Linked DNA regions of Homo sapiens: region 1 is linked to region 2. Evidence: chromatin loops called from intact Hi-C (ENCODE). Cell type or tissue: PC-9. All regions are shown on one strand. Each heading gives the region's core, and the rest is flanking DNA. Links, peaks and the distances in the headings are about the cores only.

Region 1 (7,498 bases), core at 945-5,944, 1.2 Mb after region 2:
TTTGTACAGTAGTATACGGAACACTCAGTCGAGCCGGATGCGTGACCACGACTGCCCGCACCTGCTCCTGTTGGCAGCATCACCGCGCAGCCCAAGCCCGACAGTGGGATGGGGGTCACTTCAGAGGCCCTGCAGTAACTGTGTTGTGCAACCGGAGAGGAGAGACACGGGTTCTGGGGGACTTTGAAGGCAGCGCTTTTCAGTGGGGGCTCTGGATCTTCGTAAGAGACGGAGTAGAGACGGCAGAGAAAACACCACTTGGAAAGAAGGAGCAATAGCAGATAAACCCTGTGTGGCTGAGCCTGGGGACATGGTGCACAGAAAGGGAACTGGGTGACCTGGTGGACCCTCAGGGTCTCACACGCCAGGCTGGGTGGGACTCGGGAGAGGGACTGAGAGGGGTGAGATGCTACGATACTTCACAAGTGTTCAATTATGACTTTAAGTTTTACCCATTTAGTTTTGTTTTATTTGACAAATTATGGTTTTATATTTTTATTGTAATATTGCTTTTTTCAATTCATTTTACATTTCAAAGTAAAACCATTTGCCTAATCATCAGTCATTTTACTGCTAACAGCATTGATGGGCATCTGGTTTTAGCTTCAGTTTGCAGCCAACCCTTTCGCTTTCAGAGTGAGGATTCAGTTCATTGGCGCGGTTGTGTCTGGCGGCGTCAGCACCCCTGTGACAGGCAGCCTTTCTCCGGGCTTAGAGCGTCAGCGAAGGGATTATTTCAGGCCGACACTTGGCATGGAGAGTTGTCAGGCAAATGCATTTTTGAAGAGTTGGATTTGATCTCAATTATTCCATTTGGCTTTGTGAAAGGAGAGGGTTGGAAAACAGTTTACCCAGCTTCTGGCTCTGTCATATTTTCATTTTAAATCTAAAGGCAACGATGCTGGCAGGCAACCAGCTCTCGGCGTGGACTGACACTTCAGCTACTCTGGGAAAAGCAACCTCATTCAAACAAGCCAGAGCCTTAGTAGCAGCCACCCCACTTTCCCGCCGGGCTGGGCCACGATGCTGACCCAGCGACACACAGCTCCCTTGTGTTCCCGCTGGACGCTGGCCCGGCGGCCGTGGCCTATAGAGCAGGCCCCTCGGTGCATGAAGCCAGCACAGCCCTGGAAATCCCGTGCAACAAAAAGCCTCTGTTCCACCCAGAAGAGCTCTGAGCAGAGAGGGCCCCGCCGAGGCCTGCCGCGACGGACTCACAGATGGGCGCCTGGAGAGAGCGGGCTTTCATTAGGTCAGCCCAGGGGTGGGGGGAGCAGACAGCACTGCTGGGCTTGGCTTGGGAAAGAGGCGCCCCGAACCCGGAGGAACTTCCAAGAGTTTACAGGACGCTCAGGAGCCTCCTTCACTCTGCCTTTTCTTCACGTCCTAAAGTGCACGGAGCTGGTCTTTAGTTTCCAGACAGTGAGCATTAGCCCAGGTGGGCTCTCCTCTGCCAAAGAGGGTCCTGAGGACCCCCACGACTTACAGCCCCCACCACTAGAGCCCCCACGACTTGGAGACCCCACGGCTTAGAGCCCCCACCACTAGAGCCCCCACTACTTAGAGCCCCCACGACTTGGAGACCCCAAGTCTTAGAGCTCCCACCACTAGAGCCCTCACCACTTAGAGCCGCCGTGACTTAGAGCCCCCCACTCCTTTGGATTTTGGGGAGTTGCCCCGCCAGCTCCCCGTCTTTGTGGCTCTGTAATCTGAGATGTCCGGATGGTCCTCTGATAGAAAAGCCCAGCCCTGCAGTTTCCTCTGCAGCCCATTGATGGGGGAAGTGGGGTCCTGCAAGGCTCTGGTGGGCCTGCAAGCTGGGCCTGCTGAGCCACAGGGGCTATTCTGATCACCTCCTTCCTCTCTACCCTATTGGTGAGGGGGACCCGCTGCCCTCAATGGCACCAGATGCCTGAGTGCCCAGCACCCAACCCTGGACAGCTGAGAGTGACAGCAGGCCACGGTCACAGGTGCTGATGTGCGGGTGGAAGGCGGCCCACTCCACTCGGGGACAGGGTGGGCTCTCAGGGGCTGCATGGCTTTGCAGTGGCCGCCCACAGGGTGAGGGGACCCTGGCTCTGTGGGGCTTGGGGCAGGGTGTTGGGAGAATCCTGTGGGCTGGCAGGGATCTGAAGCCCAGCGGGCTGAGGACCAGATGGGTGCTGCTGGTCCCGCTGGTGGAGGAACTGGCAGGGTGGGGAGCCTTTCCCCCTGGGGGACACATCCTATGAGGACAGCGGCTCCCAGGAGGCCTCCAGAGGCTGGGAGGCCTTTCAACGCGAGGATCTTACTGGCCACAGGTGCTGCTCAAACGAACGCTCCGAAAGTCTCAGCAGGTGAGAGCGCAAGTCTCAGTGCCGGAAACTGCTGTGCTGGGGGTGAGGAGGGGTGGACCCAAGGGCAGCCAAGGGCTTTGTGGGGGCACCTGGGGCCCAGGGCACAGGAAGAGCCATGCCCCACATCCAGTGCCCCCAGGTGTAACCCTGCTCCTCATGGCCCAAGAGGTTTTACGTGTGGATGGGTTTTAATTGGGTGTCTGGAAGCAGGTAAAGTTGTGTCTGAGCTTGGTAATGAGAGGCAGGGTAAAAGGGAGGGACATCTTGGAGGTGACATGCCTGATGCAAGGTCTTTACCAAACAGAAACTCCACAGGCCTGACCACACCTGACCAGGGCACAGGGCAGCCGAGGGCAAGGGACAGGTCCTGGTTTGGGGCCACTGCATGTCCTTGATCAAGGCATTGGGTGTTCAGCACCTCATCTTCCTTCTCTGCAAGGTGAGCGGCTTGGTCCCCCAAAACTCCAGTGCATTTATGAATTTTAACTGTTCTACAAGGCTACGGCCAACATGGGTGCCTCCGAGGCTCAGCCTGAAGGCAACATGTGGGGAGCCTGGTGGAAACCAGCCGTGTGGCCGAGGGCAGGCGCGTGCCGGGAAGTGCCCCTGTGCTGCGCTCATTAAGTTGTGATGGTGGCTTGTTAGCAGCTTGTTTTACTTCAAGATACTTCACTACATAAAGATTTTCAATTATGAGACAGATTGAATTGAAAACTGACTTTTCTAAAAACAAGGATTATTCCACATTGCAGAAATGATCCTCAGCTTCAAAGCTTTGTTTTTTAATGAGTGCACCCTTTAGGCATTTGGCACGTCTGGGATCCAAACCCTTGTGTTCATCCTGTGGACTCTGCAAAACGCACAGTGCCTCATGTCTCTTTCTGAACCTGGTCTGGTGTGAGCAGTGAGGAGGGAGTGTCTCAGGCTCCCATGGGGCTGAGGATGGGCTCCACGATGTCCCTCAGCCCACAGAGACAGAGACACACCCAGAACCTCCAAGCCACGGGTCTTGTCTGCAGCTGGGCCAGGTGGACTGCACCTGCCAAGGGAGCCTCCAGGGTGGGTGCTGGCTGGCCGGGCGCCCTCCTCACACACGAGGGCGGGCCAACTTGAGTGGAGCCGTGTCTGCATGCAATGCTGTCTCTGCCCCCAGCAGCTGAATGCCACCTGCTGAGCTAATATTTGCTGAACCATCGAGTCATGGATTCCTTCCTGACAACGTTGCTTAAGTGTTTATCCGAGCAAGAGCTTGGGTCAAGGTTGCCCTCGTCTCCCTGCCTCCCTCTGCAAACACCATTCAACTGCCAGCAGTGCCCTTGATGTCCCGTGTCCAGCTCCTCTGAGTGTGGTTTCCTGGCTCATAGTTGCCCAATGTACGGCATTCCTTGTGGTGAACCACAGGGCTGGCCCAGGATTCTTAGATGTCGGAGGAGGCGAAGATGCCACGTCCAGCAGAAAGAGCTGCACAGTGGCGGCCGCGCGTCAGAACGGCAGCTGTGGGGTGGCTGTGGAGCGGGGCGCCGGCGGTGGGTTGTTTACCACGAGCTCTACAACCAGTGGCTGTGTCTGTGTTTTTTCTCTTTAATGGAATGAAGCAAACGCAGGAGTGCCATGTCCCTGCAAGGACACAGTAGGGGTCTGGGTGATTTAGGGCCCTGGTGAATTCACACCCTCCAGGACATGAAGCCCTGTTTTCTGCACCATTTTACTGATGAGAAGCTTGAGGCTGAGAGAGGCCACTGGAGCAATCTGAGGGGAGGCCAGATCAATGCTGAGCCCTGCGGGCCTCACCTTGCAGGCCACAGCCTCCCTTATCATCTCTCCAACCCCAGCCGAGGCCCTAGGTCCACCCCATGTCCGGGTCATGATCCAGGAAGGGGTCAGTGCTGATCTAGAGCCTGGCGACAGAGCCCCTGGCCCGAGGCCTCCAGGAAGGAGTGTATCTCCAGCTTGCTGCCCATTGGCTGAGGACAGCGGGCTGGGGCATGAATCCCACGTGCGCGCAAGTGCCATTTTGCTCTGTGCTCCATGAACACAGGTGCCCCGAGCGCCTCCTGAGTGCCATGTGCAGAGTGGGCGGTGCCAGATGGGGCCCACCGTTGTCCACAGGGCTTGTGGAGGTGCTGCCGTGCCTCCCAGATGCCCTGTCTGGGCCTGTACCCCTTTGCCGAGTTGAGGAGGCTGTGTACCTCTTTGGGAGATGCCTGGGAGGTCACGAGCACAGACTGTGGGTGGCCCAGAGCCAATGACTGACAGTGGCGGGTGCCATGGCCACCCTGGCCTCCCCAGGGCCAGCAGTGGGGTGCGGGTCACTGGCTGACAGGGACCCCCTCCTGACGCCTGGTCCTGCCCTATCCTGCTCGCCTCGCCCCTTACCCTCAGGTTTCTCCTGCAGGAATCCCCATGGGAGTGCTGGCTGCTGAGGGACGGAGCTTCCCTCCTGGTGGGGCTACAGGGTGAGGAGGGCTTCGCATGGCGGCGGCGGCAGAGGGAACGGTGCTGTGAAGGCCCTGGCAGCACGAGAACAGGTCCACGGGGTGGGGGGGGGGCGTGGGGGGGGCATCGGAATAAATGGAAGAAGAATCGATATGATACAATTTAGCGCTTTAAATTATGCACTTTTATGACATGGAATTGTCTTAAGAAAATACCACGTGACAATGAAGGATGCAGAACTGTGCGACGTCAGCCCTGAGTAGACACGAACACGCAGGAAAGTCCCGGAAGGCCTGTGGCCATGGTCTTCAGTTTCTTCCTTTCCCTCAATGCCTCTTCCAGTTTTGTAGGGTTAGCACGCATTGCTTTCATAAATAAATACAAAATAATAATGTGTGACATAGAAGGGCCAACTTCTTGAAATGCTGAACTCAGGTAACTGTTTGACTCTAAACTGGTTTCTGGAAATGGTTTTCCTGTTTCTCATGAACTGCTCAGGTGGGCAGAGGCCACTTACAGTTGGCAAACGGCAGAGGGCCCGGGTGTGGAGCTGTGGCCCAGGCTGGTAACGGGGAAGTTCCTCTGATTCGGGGTGAGGTTGTTCCCAGTGCATTTCCAGGCACACCCACCTCTCTGAATTGCTGAAACCTTTGCGCCTCCTCCTCAGGTGGAGCCCACACTACACTCCCCTGTCAGCTCAGGTCATGTGTTTTTTACCTGGGGTGAGCAGGGCCCAGCCCACCGCGTGGGTGAGAATTCGGTGAATTCCCTGTGTGTGGGTTTCTGCGTGCCCCACGTGCGTGCACCAGGGCCAGGTGCTGTTTCACTCACAGCCGGGAGCTCCATGGCCCTGGATGGTAAAAGCGTGTTTCTCCCCAGGGCCTGACTCTGCCTTGAGATGCTGCCTTCCTCTAGGGACCTCTTGGAGCGTCTGGCTGGGTCCCTGCGTCCAGCTGTGGATGAGAGAGCTGGGGGCTCAGTGGACAAGTGGGGGCGTGGTGGGGTGGGAGAGAGCGCCGGGGAGCGTGGCATCCTTGCCCCCTATCCTCCCAAGCAGGAGCAGTCATGTGGTCATGTCTGAGTGTAAGGGCACAGAAGCCAGTGGCCCCGTGCTGTGGGAGGGAGTTGGCTTGGCCAGCACGCTGCCTTGTTGCTGCACTGGTGCCTGAAGCATGGCTCCTGATCGGCGTAATAAATGCCAGCTGCCATGGGAAAATGTGTCTCAAAGTGTGTGCATTGCTACATCCAAGAACAAGCCACTTTCTAAGACGAAAGGAGCATATCCCAGGCATTTTAGCAGTAATTGGTCTCACATCTATTCCTATTACATCTGCAGTGACTTCCTTCACTGAAGGCTGGAATCCCTGAAAGTCATCCATGAGGATTGGAATGAACCTCTTCCAAACGCCTGTTCATGCTGACACTTTGACCTCCTCCCATGAATCATGAATGTTCTTAGTGGCATCTAGAATAGTGAATCCTTTCCAGAAGGTTTACAATTTACTTTTCCCAAATCCATCAGAGGAATCACTAACTATGGCAGATACAGCCTTAAAAAATGTATTCCTTAAATAATAAGGCTTGAAAGTTGAAATGAGTCCTTGGGCTGTGGAATGGGTGTTGAGTTAGCAGGCATGGAAACAAGATTCATCTCCTTGTTCATTTCTATCAGAGCTCTTGGGTGACCAGGTGCATTGTCGGTGAGCAGTAATATTTTGAAAGGAATCTTTTTTTCTGAGCGGTAGTTCTCAACAGTGGGCTTAACATAGTCAGTAAACCGTGCTGTAAACAGACATGCTGACATCCAGGTTTTCTCGTTGCATCTATAGAGCAAGGCAGGGTAGACTGAGCATGGTTTTTAGGGGCCCTGGGATGTTCAGAATGATCCATAAGCATCGGCTTCCAATGAAAGTCACCACTGCACCAGCTCCTAACAAGAGCGTCAGCCTGTCTTTGAAGCTTTGAAGCCAGGCACTGACTTGGCCTCTCTAGGTAGGAAAGTCCTAGATGGTGTTCTTCCAATAGAAGGCTGTTCTATCTACATTGAAAATCTGTTGTTAAGCGCAACCACCTTCATCAGTGATCTTAGCCAGATCTTCTGGACGCGGAAGGTAACTTGCTGCAGCTTCTCCATCAGCACCTGCCGCGTCACCTTGCGTTTTTATGTTATGGAGACGGCTTCTTTCCTTAAACCTCATGAACCCACCTCTGCCAGCTTCCACTCTTCCTCTGCAGGTTCCTCGCCTGTCTCAGCCTTCACAGAATTGAAGAAAGTTAGGGCCCTGCTCTGGACTAGGGTTTGGCTTAAGGGAATGGTGTTGCTGTTTTGACTGTCTATCCAGAAAACAAAAGCTTTCTCTGTATTAGCAACAAGGCGGGTTCACTTCCCATCATTCATGCACTCTCTAGAACAGCACTTGTGATCTCCCTTAAGAACTTTTCCTTTGTCTTCATTACTTGTCTCACTGGTGCAGGCCTCGCTTAGCTTTCAGCCTATCGCAGCTTTCAACCTGCCTTCCTTGCTAAGCTGAATCATTTCTGGGTTTTGATTTAAAGTGAGGCGTCGTGGCTCTTCCTTTGAGCACTCTGAGGCCATGGAAGGTTTAGTAACCGGGCCAATTTCAATATTGTTGTGTGTCAGGGAACAGGAATGATTGGGAAGAGGGAGAGAGGTGGGGGAACGGCTGACTGCAGGGGCAGCTAGAACACACCAAACATTTATTAAG
Region 2 (7,498 bases), core at 1,256-6,255:
TTTTGGTCCTTTCAGATTTTGCATTATGTATTTTGGAATTCTGTTTTAGGGTACATACTCATTTAGGATATTACTGTGTTTTCTTCATGAATTGACCCTGTATGTAAAATGCCTCCTTATTCCTGGTAGTTTCTCTTGTTCTGAAATCCACTTTGTCTGGTACTAATATAGCATTCCAGCTTTCTTTTCTTTTTTTTTTTTTAATACAGACAGGGTCTTGCTCTGTCACCCAGGCTGAAGTGCAGCAATGTGATCATAGCTCACTGTAACCTTGAACTCCTGAGCTCAAGAGATCCTCCCGCTTCAGCTTCTTGAGTAGCTGGGACTACAAGCATGTGCCACCATACCCAGCTAATTAAAATTCTTTTTTATAGAGATGGGGATGTCCCTCGTTGCTCAGGATAGTCTAGAACTCTTGGCCTCAAGCTGTCCTCCCACCCCCGGCCTCCCAAAGTGTTGAGATTACAGGTGTGAGCCACCACACCCAGCCCCCAGCTTTCTTTTGATTAATGTTTGCTTGGAATATCTTACTCCATCTTTTTACTTTTAATCAATTTATGTCATTATATTAAAAGTGTGTGTTTTGTTGGCAGTATGTAAGTTGGGCCTTGATTTTTTTTCAATCAAGTCTGACAATCTCTGTCTTCTAATTGGTGTGTTTGGGTCATGTGTCATGTATGTTGACCCTGTATGTAAAATGCCTCCTTATTCCTGATAGTTTCCCTTGGTAATCATTGATATTATTGGATTTAAGTCTACTGCTTTATTATTTTTCTATTTTTTGTTCTCCTCTTTCATCTTTTCTGCCCTCTCTTTGATTATGGGAATATGTATTGGTATTACATTTTAGCTTATCTATTCGCTTTTGGGTGTATATTTTCTTATTTTTTAGTAGTTGTTGTAAGGATTATAATATATAAATCCTACTTTACAAAGTTGAAATTTTACTACTTCAAGTAAAACCTCAAAACCTTAAGCCACATAAATCCTCTTACACTTTTGCTTTATATTTGTCATATGTATTATATCTACATACATTAAACCCTCCAGACAATATAATTTTTTTGAGATGGAGTTTTGCTCTTATCACCCAGACTGGAGTGCAATGGCATGATCTCGATTCACTGCAACCTCCACCTCCTGGGTTCAAGCGATTCTCCTGCCTCAGTCTCCCGAGTGGCTGGGATTACAGGCGTGCACCACCATGCCCAGCTAACTTTCATATTTTTAGTAGATGGGGTTTCACCATGTTTGCCAGGCTGGTCTTGAACCCCTGACCTCAGGTGATCTGCCTGCCTAGGCCTTGCAAAGTGCTGGGATTACAGCCACCGCACCCGGCCCAGACAATATAGTCATAAATATTTTAAAGAACTTGAGTTTAAAATAGTATACATATTTTCCCAGATACTTGCCACGTCTGTTGTTCTCCTTTGGTTCCTGAGGTTTTGCATTTCCCTGTGGTATCAGTTCTGTTTAAGAACTCTCTTTAGGCCGGGCGCGGTGGCTCATGCCTGTTATCCCAGCACTTTGGGAGGCTGAGGCAGGCGGATCACAAGGTCAGGAGTTCAAGATCAGCCTGGCCAACATAGTGAAACCCTGTCTCTACTAAAAATACAAAAATTATCCGGGCGTGGTGGCACATGCCTGTAATCCCAGCTACTCAGGAGGCTGAGGCAGGAGAATTGCTTGTACCCGGGAGGTGGACATTGCAGTGAGAAAAAACAAAAACAAACAAACAAACAAAACTCTCTTTAGCACTTCTTATGGTGCAGGTCTGCTGGTGATGTGTCTTTTATTTATCGTTTTTTTTTTTCTTTTGAGACAGGGTCTCAACCTGTTGCCCAGGCTGGAGTGCAGTGGCATGATCATACCTTACTGTAACCTTGAACTCTTGGACTCAAGAAATCCTTTTGCCTCAGCCTCCCAAATAATTAGGACTACAGGTGCACACCACCATGCTCAGCTACTTTTTAAATTTTCTGTAGAGATACAGGGTTGCTATGTTGCCCAGGCCAGTCATAAACTCCTGACCTGAAGCAGTTCTCCTGCCTCAGCCTCCCAAAGTGCTAGGATTACAGGTATAAACCACCATGCCCAGCTTCGCCTCCATTTGTGGTGAATACTTTTGCTGGGTATAGAATTCTGGGTAGTTATTTTTTGTCTAGCACTTTAAATTTGTTGTCCACTATCTTCTGGCCTCTGTGGTTTCTGATGAGAAATTCACAGTCATTCAAATTATTGTTCCCTGTGTGTTATGTGTCATTTTTCTCTGGTTACCTTTATGACTATTTCTTTATCTTTAATTTTAATTTTGATGCTTAATTATGATGTATCTGAGCTTAGATATTAGAGATTTTCCTGTTTAGGGTTCGCTGATCTTCTTGAACCTGTTCATTTATTTCACCAAATTTGGGAAATTATTCTTTATGGCACCCATCTTTTTCTTCCCCTCCATTTCAGAGACTCAGTTGATGAAAATGTTAGACTTTTTAATATTTCCTCACAGACCTCTGAGGCTGTGTTCATTTTTTTCAATGTTTTCTTTCTCAGACTAGATAATTTCTGTTGAACTGCCTTTAACTTCACTGATTCTTTTCTCTGTCGCCTCCATTTGCTATTAAACTCATCCAATGAAATGTTTACTTCATGTATTTTATTTCTCAGTTCTAAAATTTCAATTTCATTCTTTTTTTCAGTGTCTGTGTATCTGCTGGGACTTTTTAGCTTTTTTTTAAATTTCAAGAGTCTTTACCTTTCCCTCATGGAGTATGGTTATATTGGCTGTTTAAGATCCTTATCTATCATTATATCATCTGTGTCATTTCGGAGTTTATTCTCTGTTTATCATCTTTTCCCTTGAATATTAGTCCCATATTCTGGTTCTTAGGATGTACAGTAATTTAGGATTGTGTGATAGACAGGATAATGGGCCCAAAGCTGTTCACATGCTGATTCCCAGAGTCTGTGAATATGTCACTTTACGTGGTAAAAGGGATCATGCAGATGTGATTAAGCAGGTCTTGAGGTGGGGAGATTATCCAAGCAGGTTCACCGTAATCACAAGAATCCTTAAAAGTAGAGAATCTTTCTCACTGGGCCAGAGAAAGAGATGTGGCAACAGAAGAAGGGTCAGAGTGATGCTGCATAGCTGGCCTTGGCCCTGAGCCAAGGTGTGGAGCGCAGGCAGCCTCTTGAAGCTGGGAAAAGCAGCAAGATGGTTCCCCCTAGGCCTGCAGATTCTGGAGCACAGCCATGGGGCTCCTCGCTTTAGCCCACGGAGATCATTCCAGGCTTCAGCCACGGGTCTGTAGGGAATGTGTTTGTGTTGTTGGAAGCCATGAGTGTGTGGTAATGTGCTACAGCAGTAACAGGGAGCTAACCCAGACGTCATCCCGGACACTTTTCACCTGTGCCCTGAGGCTCTGGGTCCTGGAACTAACCCAGACTTCATCCCGGACACTTTTCACCTGTGCCCTGAGGCTCTGGGTCCTGGAACTAACCCAGACTTCATCCCGGACACTTTTCACCTGTGCCCTGAGGCTCTGGGTCCTGAGGCACCATCTAGGGAATGTGGATTATTTTTTGTTTTGTCTTAGTCACAGGCAGCCCAGTAGTGAGGCTCAGCTCGCAGGTTCTCTCTCCTTCTGGGAGCCTTGTTTCCATATCCGTTTGATTGTCAAAGCCTCTGCTGCACGGGGTGGGTCTGCCCCTGACAGGCAGTCCTTGGGGCCTTGGGCACAGGTTCACGTCAGTGCAGCTCAAAGTGCTTTACGCTGTGTCTCTGGTGTGTTCCACACCTGCAGCTTGGGATGAGCCAGGACACGTGTCAGTTCGTACACAGAAGCGGGGTCCTGTCTCCTGCTCTCTCCTCTGCTTACGTCCCCCACCCTGCTGCCTCCTGGGGATGACTCCTGGTCTTCTGATGAGAAAGACGATGTTTCTCTTGGGGTCATAGCTGCCATTCCTGCTGCATGGTTCTGTGCAAACAGGCTTGCTGCCAGGACAAAGTGGTGAGAGAAAGGGAGGAAAAAATAATGAGGATTGCCCTCTTCTTGTACAGCAGGGACCCCATTGTGGGGGTCCTCCATCCACAGGGACGGATTTTCTCTCCAGGTGCTTATGTGCACACAAACCTTTGCCACAGCAGCCACGCAACAGGCACACAACAGCCATGCAGCACGTCCCTCCACCTGCCTTTCACCCTGTCTGCTGAGGGATGAGGCACTGTTGGAGGTCCTGGGACAGGGGCCTGACCTCCTCAGCCTCTTCTGTGGCTTCTGACAGCAGCAGTGGTAATACCGGTAACACATAGTGGTGATGGTGGTGGACGCTCGTGTTTTCTGAGTGTGATCGTGTGTCCATACGCTGTACCTGCCGGAACTTGGCGACACCATGTCAGCTTCCTGGGGCAGCCTTAATGAATGACTGCAAACTGTGTGGCTCGAACAACAGGGGTTATTCTTCACAGCCTGGAGGCCAGGAGCCAAAACCAGCGCCGATGGGCTGCAAGCGAGGTGTTGGCAGGACGGGCCCCTTGACAAAGGCTCTTGGGGAGAGTGTACTCCACACCCCCTCGCTTCTGGAATGTTCTTCTTGTGAATCTGCATCTCTGTCAGTGTGTCTGGGTACAAATCTCCCTCTTGTAAGGACAGCAGTCATACTGGATTTAGGGCCCACCCTAATCCAGTGTGACCTCATCTCAGCTTCGTGACATCCGCCACTGTCCTATGTCCCAATACAGGAAGGTCACATTCATGGGTTTGGAAGGAAATGAATTTTGGAGGACACCACTCAGCCCAGTACCACTGTGCTTACCTCACAGCTCTATCGTACCAGACAGGGGAAAGCTCAGGTTGGAAGAGCTCAGGGTTGGGGCAGAAACTCAGGCCTCCCCCCGTCCCGAACCCAAGCCCTGAACTGCTGTCGTACACAGGGCTCAGTGCGACTGCGCCTGGGGCTGCCCCAAGACTGTGAAGCTCATGGACTCACGCAGCCATCCATCGATGGCTATGGGGAGGGTACCTGCCATTACCTCTGTTTATGCTTGGGGAAACTGAGGTGCTGTGAGGTTGTATCTGTCACACCCTTGTAAGGAGGGAGCCGGGGTCCCCACTGCTGCTTTTCTCCCAGGGGGAGCCTGGAGGAGTGGGGTTTGGACACCCGGCAGGTCTCTTCCAAACCAGGGCGTCTGCGGTGGCCCTGAGCCGAGGCTGCTTCATGCCAGGCAGCCCTGAGGGGCCGAGCCGACTGGAGGGGCACAGCCTGGCATGGGGCTTGGTGACATGAGGAGCGGGGGTGTCAGAGCCAGGGGCACCGTCCTCCCATTGGCCAGGACGAGGACTAAGCTGTGACCCCTCTGGGCCCTGAAGAGCATCTCGGGGGACTTCAGTTTCAAACCTCAAAGCCACTGGGCAGAGGTTCCGTCCCGCTGGCTGGATGGAAACAGGAAGCTGGCAGGAGGACAGTGTGGCTGGGCCAGATGCCTGAGGACACAATGCTCATGACAAAAGCAGCAGGTGCGGAGGGTTTCCGCCGGTGCCTCGCACAGGAGAGAAGATGGAGCCGAGTGAGGACCCAAGAGCAAAGGGCCCCAAGCAGTTGTCACCTGAACGGGAGGGCTGGCTGGGGCTCAGGGCTGTCCTGGGGGCCCTGCTGGGCCAGACGCCCCATGAGCCACATGGTCACAGTCTGGGCACGATTCTCTCTCCTCAGGGAGACCATCTGCGGCAGGGACCAGCCGCCCCATGAGCCAGGTGGCCATGCTGACGATGCCCTGGCGGAGGGGAGCCCGGGGGCCCAGTGGGGTTGTGGGGGTGTCGAAGGCGGGGGTGAGGGAGGGGGGTGAGCTGGGGCTGGACAGTGAGCCGAGGCTCCAGCAGATGCGGCTGAAGGAACAAACTTTAAGGGAAGAGGCTGTGAACCAGGCAGCATCCACAGTGCGTGAGTCCACGTAAAGCCCTGAAAACCAGAGAGATCGCTGGGAAGTGGCACAGTGGCCACCGGTGCCCGAGCGACTCGGATCACATTCTCAAAGTGAATCAACGACACCAACATCAAGCCACATTCAACGCGAGGGAGCCACGTGCTGCGTAGCCGGAAATCCCAATGCGTGATGCAGCTGGACGTGCTTCAGATGCTGCTGAACAGTCGAGGAGCCCTTAGCCACCCAGGTCCCCCCATTCTGTGGAAAAGCTCGAGGGGCTCTTCCTCGGCCCTGCAGAGGTGGCAGCTGGGAGCCCTGGACACCGAGCCCGGGCCCTTCCCCCAGACCAGCGTCAGAGCACTGCACGCCTCCACCACAAGGCCTCTGGGGGGTCTGACGGCCCAGAGAAAGGACCAGGGCGCAGATATGGCGGCCCCCAGGACACACGGCACAGGCCCGCTCTGGCACCTGCGCCAGCATTGCTGGGTTCTTAAGGAAAGAGGCCACCGTGAAAGACAGGAGTGAGACCCAACCTGAGAAGACGAGCTGGAGGGAACAGAGATGCACAGAATGAAGAAAAGACAGAGGCAGGAAAGGAAAGGGTGGGGGGAGGGGAAGGGAGGGAGGGGGAGGGGGAGGGGAAGGGAGGGAGGGGGAGGGGAGACAGGACAGAGGCTGGAAAGGACAGTGATGCGCAGAATGCAGACAGGACAGGACAGGAAAGGAAAGGAAAGACAGAGGCCAGAAAGGACAAAGATGCGCGGGACGAAGAAAAGACAGAGGCCGGAAAGGACAGAAACACACGGAATGAAGAAAAGACAGAGGCCCGGCATCTGTGGCACAACGCGGGGACTGCAGTCAACGGTAACTTAATCGTACATTTAAAAATAACGAAGAGTGTGATTGGATTGCTTGTAACACAAAGGGTAAGTGCTGAGGGATGGACACCCCATCCTCCATGTGACCGTTATGCATCACACGCCTGCATCAAAACATCTCAGACACGCCATAAATATATACACCTACTGTGTACCCACAAGCATTAAAATAAAAAAATTTCTTAAAAGAAAGACAAAGGCAGCTGTCATCAGGATCCTCGGAGACCAGTGAAAGCACCGCACCGACCAAATGAAAATCAGTCGCTGCAGAAAGAAAATTCAGACATGAAAACGGCTCAACAATTAAAAGCATGAGAGCAAAAGCCCTAACGATCCCGGAGAAGCATTTGACGTTAACGCTGAAGAGGTCTTTCCATGAGTAAAGGAAAAAGAGGTGGAAATAATAAAGTCAGGAAAATGAGCAGAGCCTGAGAGACGCCGGGGGTCAGAGCTCCAGGAAGATCGGAGGGCAGGGAGTCTTCAAGGGGAGGTTGAGCTGGCTTCCCAGAGCCCAGGGCATGAGTTTCCGGGTTGGAAGTTCCTGCTGGGATCTCTGTGAGATTCCACACCCTCGTGGACAAGGAGAAGATCCTAAATGCTCCCAGAGAGGAGGGGCGGGTTTCATGGAAATGATCCAGAGACAGAGACCTGGATGCAGGAGGCCGGGAGGAAACGCACAAACGCCTTCCAACCTGGA

The links. Hi-C counts contacts between places; a loop is a spot of excess contacts. Peaks named below come from ENCODE experiments on the same cell type or tissue, not always from the same donor. Only the 100,000 strongest peaks of a DNase experiment are listed, where the experiment ranks them.
Region 1: a loop joins it to region 2, with 24 times the contacts of the local background. A loop is called at or near these places in 1 of 110 quality-filtered maps.

What each region holds. Positions count from the first base shown.
Region 1 is chr5:1,551,915-1,559,412 of GRCh38, forward strand. It overlaps LOC107986397 (a long non-coding RNA gene), which reads left to right. Exons shown (of 2, transcript XR_007059102.1): 2 at 1-4,041. Among named protein-coding and RNA genes, the nearest start is that of LPCAT1, 32 kb to the left of the region's middle. In PC-9, for the core only: no CTCF peak of the experiment used is centred there; DNase peaks (open chromatin) are centred at 2,654, 3,617 and 5,317; H3K4me3 peaks cover 503 bases; H3K27ac peaks cover 369 bases; H3K27me3 peaks cover 384 bases.
Region 2 is chr5:383,375-390,872 of GRCh38, forward strand. All of the region lies in intron 4 of AHRR (aryl hydrocarbon receptor repressor), which reads left to right. All of the region lies in intron 6 of PDCD6-AHRR (PDCD6-AHRR readthrough (NMD candidate)), which reads left to right. Among named protein-coding and RNA genes, the nearest start is that of EXOC3-AS1, 56 kb to the right of the region's middle. In PC-9, for the core only: no CTCF peak of the experiment used is centred there; DNase peaks (open chromatin) are centred at 3,337 and 3,607.